2 separate regions of the Homo sapiens genome follow, and region 1 is linked to region 2. A link is a loop called in an ENCODE intact Hi-C map of the cell type or tissue named here. Cell type or tissue: prostate gland. All regions are shown on one strand. Links, peaks and the distances in the headings refer to the core of each region. The heading gives the core; the rest is flanking DNA. Region 1 overlaps PEDS1-UBE2V1 (PEDS1-UBE2V1 readthrough). Region 2 overlaps RIPOR3 (RIPOR family member 3).

Evidence for each region. Peaks named below come from ENCODE experiments on the same cell type or tissue, not always from the same donor. Only the 100,000 strongest peaks of a DNase experiment are listed, where the experiment ranks them.
Region 1: it touches region 2 in a loop (2.3-fold over the local background); 4 of 110 quality-filtered maps call a loop at or near these places.

What each region holds. Positions count from the first base shown.
Region 1 is chr20:50,119,788-50,122,692 of GRCh38, forward strand. The region is part of intron 5 of PEDS1-UBE2V1 (PEDS1-UBE2V1 readthrough); the gene reads right to left. PEDS1 (plasmanylethanolamine desaturase 1) reads right to left here. Exons shown (of 6, transcript NM_199129.4): 6 at 1-2,905. Among named protein-coding and RNA genes, the nearest start is that of UBE2V1, 8.1 kb to the left of the region's middle. In prostate gland, for the core only: a CTCF peak has its summit at 1,247; a DNase peak (open chromatin) is centred at 1,234; H3K27ac peaks cover 726 bases.
Region 2 is chr20:50,586,535-50,589,439 of GRCh38, forward strand. RIPOR3 (RIPOR family member 3) reads right to left here. Exons shown (of 22, transcript NM_001290268.2): 21 at 1,268-1,358; 22 at 1-798. The coding sequence ends at 698. Among named protein-coding and RNA genes, the nearest start is that of MIR645, 2.2 kb to the left of the region's middle. RefSeq lists enhancers at 1-300, 301-813, 1,630-1,689 and a silencer at 1,598-1,892. In prostate gland, for the core only: a CTCF peak has its summit at 1,776 (motif pointing left); DNase peaks (open chromatin) are centred at 1,127 and 1,767; H3K27ac peaks cover 706 bases.

The DNA of each region.
Region 1 (2,905 bases), core at 116-2,615, 470 kb before region 2:
AAATATTTTAGGCTGTGTGGACCACGTGGTCTCCGATGCAACGACTCAATTCTGCCACTGCAGTGCAAAAGCAGCCTCGGACAATATGTAAATGAGGGGCATGGCTGTGTGCCAATTCAGCTTTACAAACTGGAATTTGAATTTTCTGTGTTAGGAAATATTGTTCCCCCTCCCCCAGCCATTTAAAAAATGCTCGTGGCTGACATGGTGGCTCACACCTGTAATCCCAGTGCTTCAGGAGGTTGAGGTGGGAGGATCACTTGAGGCCAGGAGTTTGAGACTACCCTGGGCAACATAGCGAGACCCCATCTCTAAAAAAAAAAAAAAATTAGCTGGATGTGGTGGTGTCCATCTGTAGTCCTAGCTACTCAGGAGGCTGAGGTGGGAGGATCACTTGAGCCCAGGAGTCTGAGGTTACAGTGAGCTGTGATTGTGCCACTGCACTCCAGCCTGGACAACAGAGCAAGACCCTGTCTCTAAAAAACAAACAAACAAACAAACAAACAAACAACCCACAAAAGCTTCTGAGCTATAGAAAAGCAAGTGGCTGGATTTGGCCCACTGTCCAGGGTCAGCTTATCCATACTCTAGCCCTGTTTATATTATTTGATATGAGCCACTGTACCCGGCGTGATTCTTATTCTTTACCTATGCAAGCATTACCTATTGCTTATATAGCAATATATATATTGCTATATATATATATATACCCATATATATATGTGGGTAGCTTGAAAAATATTTTTGGTTTATCAAAGGAGGGTTGGCTGGGCGCGGTGGTTCATGCCTGTAATCCCAACACTTAGGAAGGCTGAGGTGGGCCGATCGCTTGAGCTCAGGCGTTCGAGACCAGCCTGGGCAACATGGTGAAACCCCATCTCTACAAAAAATACAAAAAGAAACTAGCTGGGGGTGGTGGCACATGTCTGTCGTTCCCGCTATTCAAGAGGCTGAAATGGGAGGATTGCTTGAGCCTGGGAGGTTGAGTCTGCAGTGAGCGCAGATCATGCCACTGTGTTCCAGCCTGGGTGACAGAGCAAGACCCCGTCTCCAGGAAAAAAAAAAGGCGGGGTGATGGAGTTTCAGTTGGGGGCAGGCGCCCAAAGGTATGTGCCCAGGCCCCTTCTAAAGAACAGTGAGCACACAGGGGTATGCAAGTTCACTACAGCTCCCCCGGTTGAGCTGGAAATCCATGTTTGCCCTGCATGCCACTACCCTGTGCCACCACCAGACAGCAGCACATGCCTACCTGAAACCAAGCCATCCCACAGCAGCTGGGAGGGAGGCTGCAGGCAGTTGGCCTATGCACTCATTTTGTTTTGCCCACAGTACGTTTTAAACACGGAGCCAGCATTTTTAAAGTTTAGATTTCTGGCTCCTGTTTAACCAGCTGCTGTGAGTAGCAGCTGCCCTTTAGGCCTGATGTCTCCAGGTCATCCCAGTCCCCAGCGTCAGCGGCCCTTTCTCAGGCATGCTGCAGTTGCCTCATAGTGGACACATTTCTCACGTGCCACCTGTCTCACCTCCCTCTCCACAATGGGAGCGTTAAAGCACAGGGGCTTTGGGTCAGACGCTGGCTCAAATCCTGATTCTGCCACCTACCAGCTGTGTGACCTTGGGCATATTACATGACCTCTGTGCCTCAGTTTCCCCATCTGCAAATGGTGCAAAGAGTACTCACTTCTCAGAGCTGCAGGGACTGCTTGACAGGACCCATGCCAGAGCTCTCTGCACAGTCTGGTGCAAAGTTAAGTGCTCAGTAATATTAAGTAGCATTTTCCCCTGTCTGGCCCTCATAGGCACTTGTTTGCAAGTCCCTGATCTCACAAGTGGCCCCAACACTCTCAGACCCAATGCAGCGCACCTTCTGGTTTTGAGAAGGATTTTTTTCCAGCCCCCAGAATTCAGAAGTGAAATGGTCTGAGTCTGAGGGCTGCTCTACCCTTACTACCTGTGGGACCTTGGGGGAGTCACTTTACCTCTCTGGACTCAGGCTGAGGGTTTTTTTTCTGTCGGCTCCAGGGGAACTGACACAGATTGGTGGGGCCTGGAAACCAACACCACAGTGGTGAGGCTACTCCTATGGCCTCTAAAGAATTTAGCTGCCTGTCCCATCCACCATTGACTTCTTTTTGTAGTAATGCCTTAGGAAGAGGTGATCACAACCCTGCAAATCCAGATGGACATTTTTCAGCCCTGGGCAACCAGAGCATTTCACCCCACTGGCCAATGTGATTGGTTCAGGGATGGGCACGTGACCCAGTCCAGACCAATGAGAGCCTGCCCTGGGACTTCCACTGCAACTACTGGGAATGCACTTTCCACTGAGATTGCTGAGCTGGTCTAGTAAGTCTCAACTCAAAGAGAAAAACAGAGCTTAGAGAGACCACGTTTTGATGAATCATGTGAGCCCCTGGGTCCTGCCAAACCTTAATTCAGAACACCTGTAGACTTTTCCGTTTTATGAGCTAATACGATTATTTTAGCTGTTTACTTTAAATTTCTGTCATTTATGAGTTGTCGAATTCTAACACCCTTCCTTGTGTGGTCCCCTCAGGCATAGTCACAAATCAAAAGTCTAGTTGGCAAAGGAAAATGGCATTATGGGTCACGTTTTAAAAAATAAATGTCATGGCTGGACGCAGTGGCTCATGCCTGTAATCCCAACACTTTGGGAGGCCAAGGTGGGTGGATCACCTGAAGTCAAGAGTTGGAGACCAGCCTGGCCAACATGCTGAAACCCCATCTCTACTAAAAATACGAAAATTAGCCGGGCATGGTGGTGGGCGCCTGTAATCCCAGCTACTCAGAAATGTCATTATCTGTGACTGCTCTGGAGTCCTTTAGGCATTTCCCTGTCCCCAACAGGCTTTCTTTTTTCTGGCTAATATTGCAGAAACTATCT
Region 2 (2,905 bases), core at 225-2,724:
TCCTGGGCTGATGTGGTGGCTTCTTCCCTTTGTGCTGCTGAACATAGGGAAAGTGAGGTTCACAGTCCACCATCCACCAGCCGCCGTCTGTGAGCTCCACCAGCACTCGCAGCAAGTCAGTCGGGCTGAGAGTGTGGTTGTAGAAACCCTGGCTTTGTGCCTTCCCACCTTCCCCAGCTCACCAAGGTGACACCTGGCTGCTGCTGAAATGGCCTGAGCAGTCTTGCATTAGCAGGGCCAGCCACCTGCCAGCCTGCTGCATCCCCAGTGCCTCTTGACGCAGAAGTGCCGAGCAGCTGACCGGCAGCGAGGCCTGGAGTTCTACACACTTGCCTTGGAGCCTTTTATTTAGGGCCTCAACTTGCCTGGCCTTGGCCCTTTTGTAGGTGGCCACCTAGTTTGGCTCAGCTCTGCATCTCGGGGAAGGTCACACAGACCCTCAGCCAGAAGTTGAGCGCTCTGTTGAGGCCGTGCAGCCCCTGGAATGCTGTACCTTTGCCTTGCTTTTTTCTGCCTCTGTACAAAAGACCAGCCCATGCCCTGGGGCTGGGTCAATGGCCGGAGTCTCAGGTAGAGCTCTGGGCAGCTCACACTCCTGGAGGAGTGCACAGCACCATTACCCAGAGTGCAGGCTATGTCCAGGCTGGGCAGCAGCAAAAAAAACGATGTGAGATTTGTGCTCATCAGCCAGGATTTTTTAAAATATTGTGATTTCAACATCTGCCTCCTGGCAAAAGACTTCTCTTTGTTCTGAGCAGAGCTTGTCCATCTTCTCAAAAGCTAACCGTCCTTTTTCACCTGAAATAGCAAAGGGACCTGTCAGCGGGTTGGATCCTGCCTTGGCACTTCCAACTCTCCTGGGCCAGGGTGGCCCTAGTGCTTAGTGACTGTGGGTCTCAGTGGTCTCTGCAAAGCGGCAGGGGAGGGAGTATGTGCGGGAGCCCCCACCTGGTGACTCACATGGCCTGGGGGCCTTGTCTTTACCTCTAGGATGTTCCGCTGAATGGGAACCCTGCCTTGCCTCTGGCTTCTATCCCAAAGGTCTAAGAAGACAGCGAACACTCCCTGCCACCCCAGCCATGGAGGAGGCCTGCCTTGGCAGGATGCTACAAAGGGTGGAGGTCGGCTCTGTGCCAGGGCTGCTAACGGTGCCCATCCCAGGTGCCCCAGAGTTGTTCTGCCTGCTGGGAGAGCTGGGTGTGGCCTCTCGCAGATTCTAAGGGCCCCAGGCACCCCGCTGCGCTGCACAGTTTGTGCCACTTTTTACCGAACGACAGTGTGGTTTCCCGGGCTGCCGCCCGCACGGCCTCCAGGTCAGACTGGCACAGGCTGGCAGTCTGGTCGATGCTTTCAATGCCCTGTTCGAGATTAGGAGAAAAAGAACCCTTTAGGGGGCCTTCTCAACAGCAGGTAGAGTCCACTTAGTGGCCCTGCAGGGCCAGTCCTAGCATGGTCTCTGGGGCCTCAGCCCCTTCCTTTTCTCCAGGCTTCCAGGTTTTTTAGGTGGCCTCAGGTTCATGAGAGGCACCTCTGGACTCTGGAAGCGTCTCGCCTCTTCAGCCCTTACACCCGCTAGGGAGCCAGGCTGTTAGCAGAACTCGTCATCCTGGATGCCTGCTGAAAGGCTAGAATTGAAAAGGAGACCTGCTGCTTTCTGGACCTTCCTGCCTCCCTCACGCTCTCCTTGCCCTACTCTCCAGGACAGCCTGTGCCAGTACTTCGCCCAACTCAGGCACATGCCCCCTGGCTGCTCCTGCAGGCCAAGGACCGGCATGCGCTGCAGCGCCCTCTACTGGGCACCTGGCCCTCGCTGGTTTTCTGATCCTAACCAGCTTCTCCTCTTAGAATTTCCTGCTGATCCATCCCAGAATGAATGGGAGTTCAATCTGTACTGAATTATCTTTCATCTAGCAATTGTGCAATTCCAAATGCAGGTGAGGTTGAGGGAAAGCGGGCATCCCCTCACATCCATGGGATCTATGTGTGGGTTGTATCAAGAGTCTCAAAAATGCTCATATTCTCCGGTCCTAGAATTGGGTCTAGCCTAAGGAAATAATTCAGAACTCCATGTTTTTTTAAAGCTTTATGCACAAACATGATCATAAGACATGATTTATGATAAAAATTGGATGAAGTAAACTTTCCTATGAAAGCAGCTGAGTAGGTTAAATTAAGGTATACACTTGATAGCCCCTTCATAAAGAATTCTCAAGTGAAAAAAAAAAAAAAAAAAAGAAAAAAAACACCACAAATAAAGAATTCTAGGCCGGGCGCGGTGGCTCATGCCTGTAATCCCAGCACTTTGGGAGGCCGAGGCGGGCAGATCACGAGGTCAGGAGATCGAGACCATCCTGGCTAACACAGGTAAAACCCCATCTCTACTAAAAATACAAAAAAATTAGCCGGGCGTGGTGGTGGGCGCCTGTAGTCCCAGTTGCTGGGGAGGCTGAGGCAGGAGAATGGTGTGAACCCAGAAGGCAGAGCTTGCAGTGAGCCGAGATCGCGCCACTGCACTCCAGCCTGGGTGACAGAACAAGACTCCATCTCAAGAAAAAAAAAAAAAAAAAAAAAAAAAAAAAGCTAAAGTGCTGCCAGTCTAACACAAAATGTTCTTATTTTGTTGACTGTTTTTAAACTATGTTTGGATCAACAATTTTAAATGCTCACACACACCCACAAACTTTTAAAAGAAGCATACCAGAATGTCAACCATTGTTTCTGCTACATTCTAGGATGATGGATAACTTTCTTTTCTATCTCTGTATTTTGTAACTTTTTTTTTTTTTTTTTTAAGATGGAGTCTTGCTCTGTCACCCAGGCTGCAGTGCAGTGGCACGATCTCGGCTCACTGCAACCTCCACCTCCCGGGTTCAAGTCCCGAGTAGCTGGGACTACAGGCATGTGC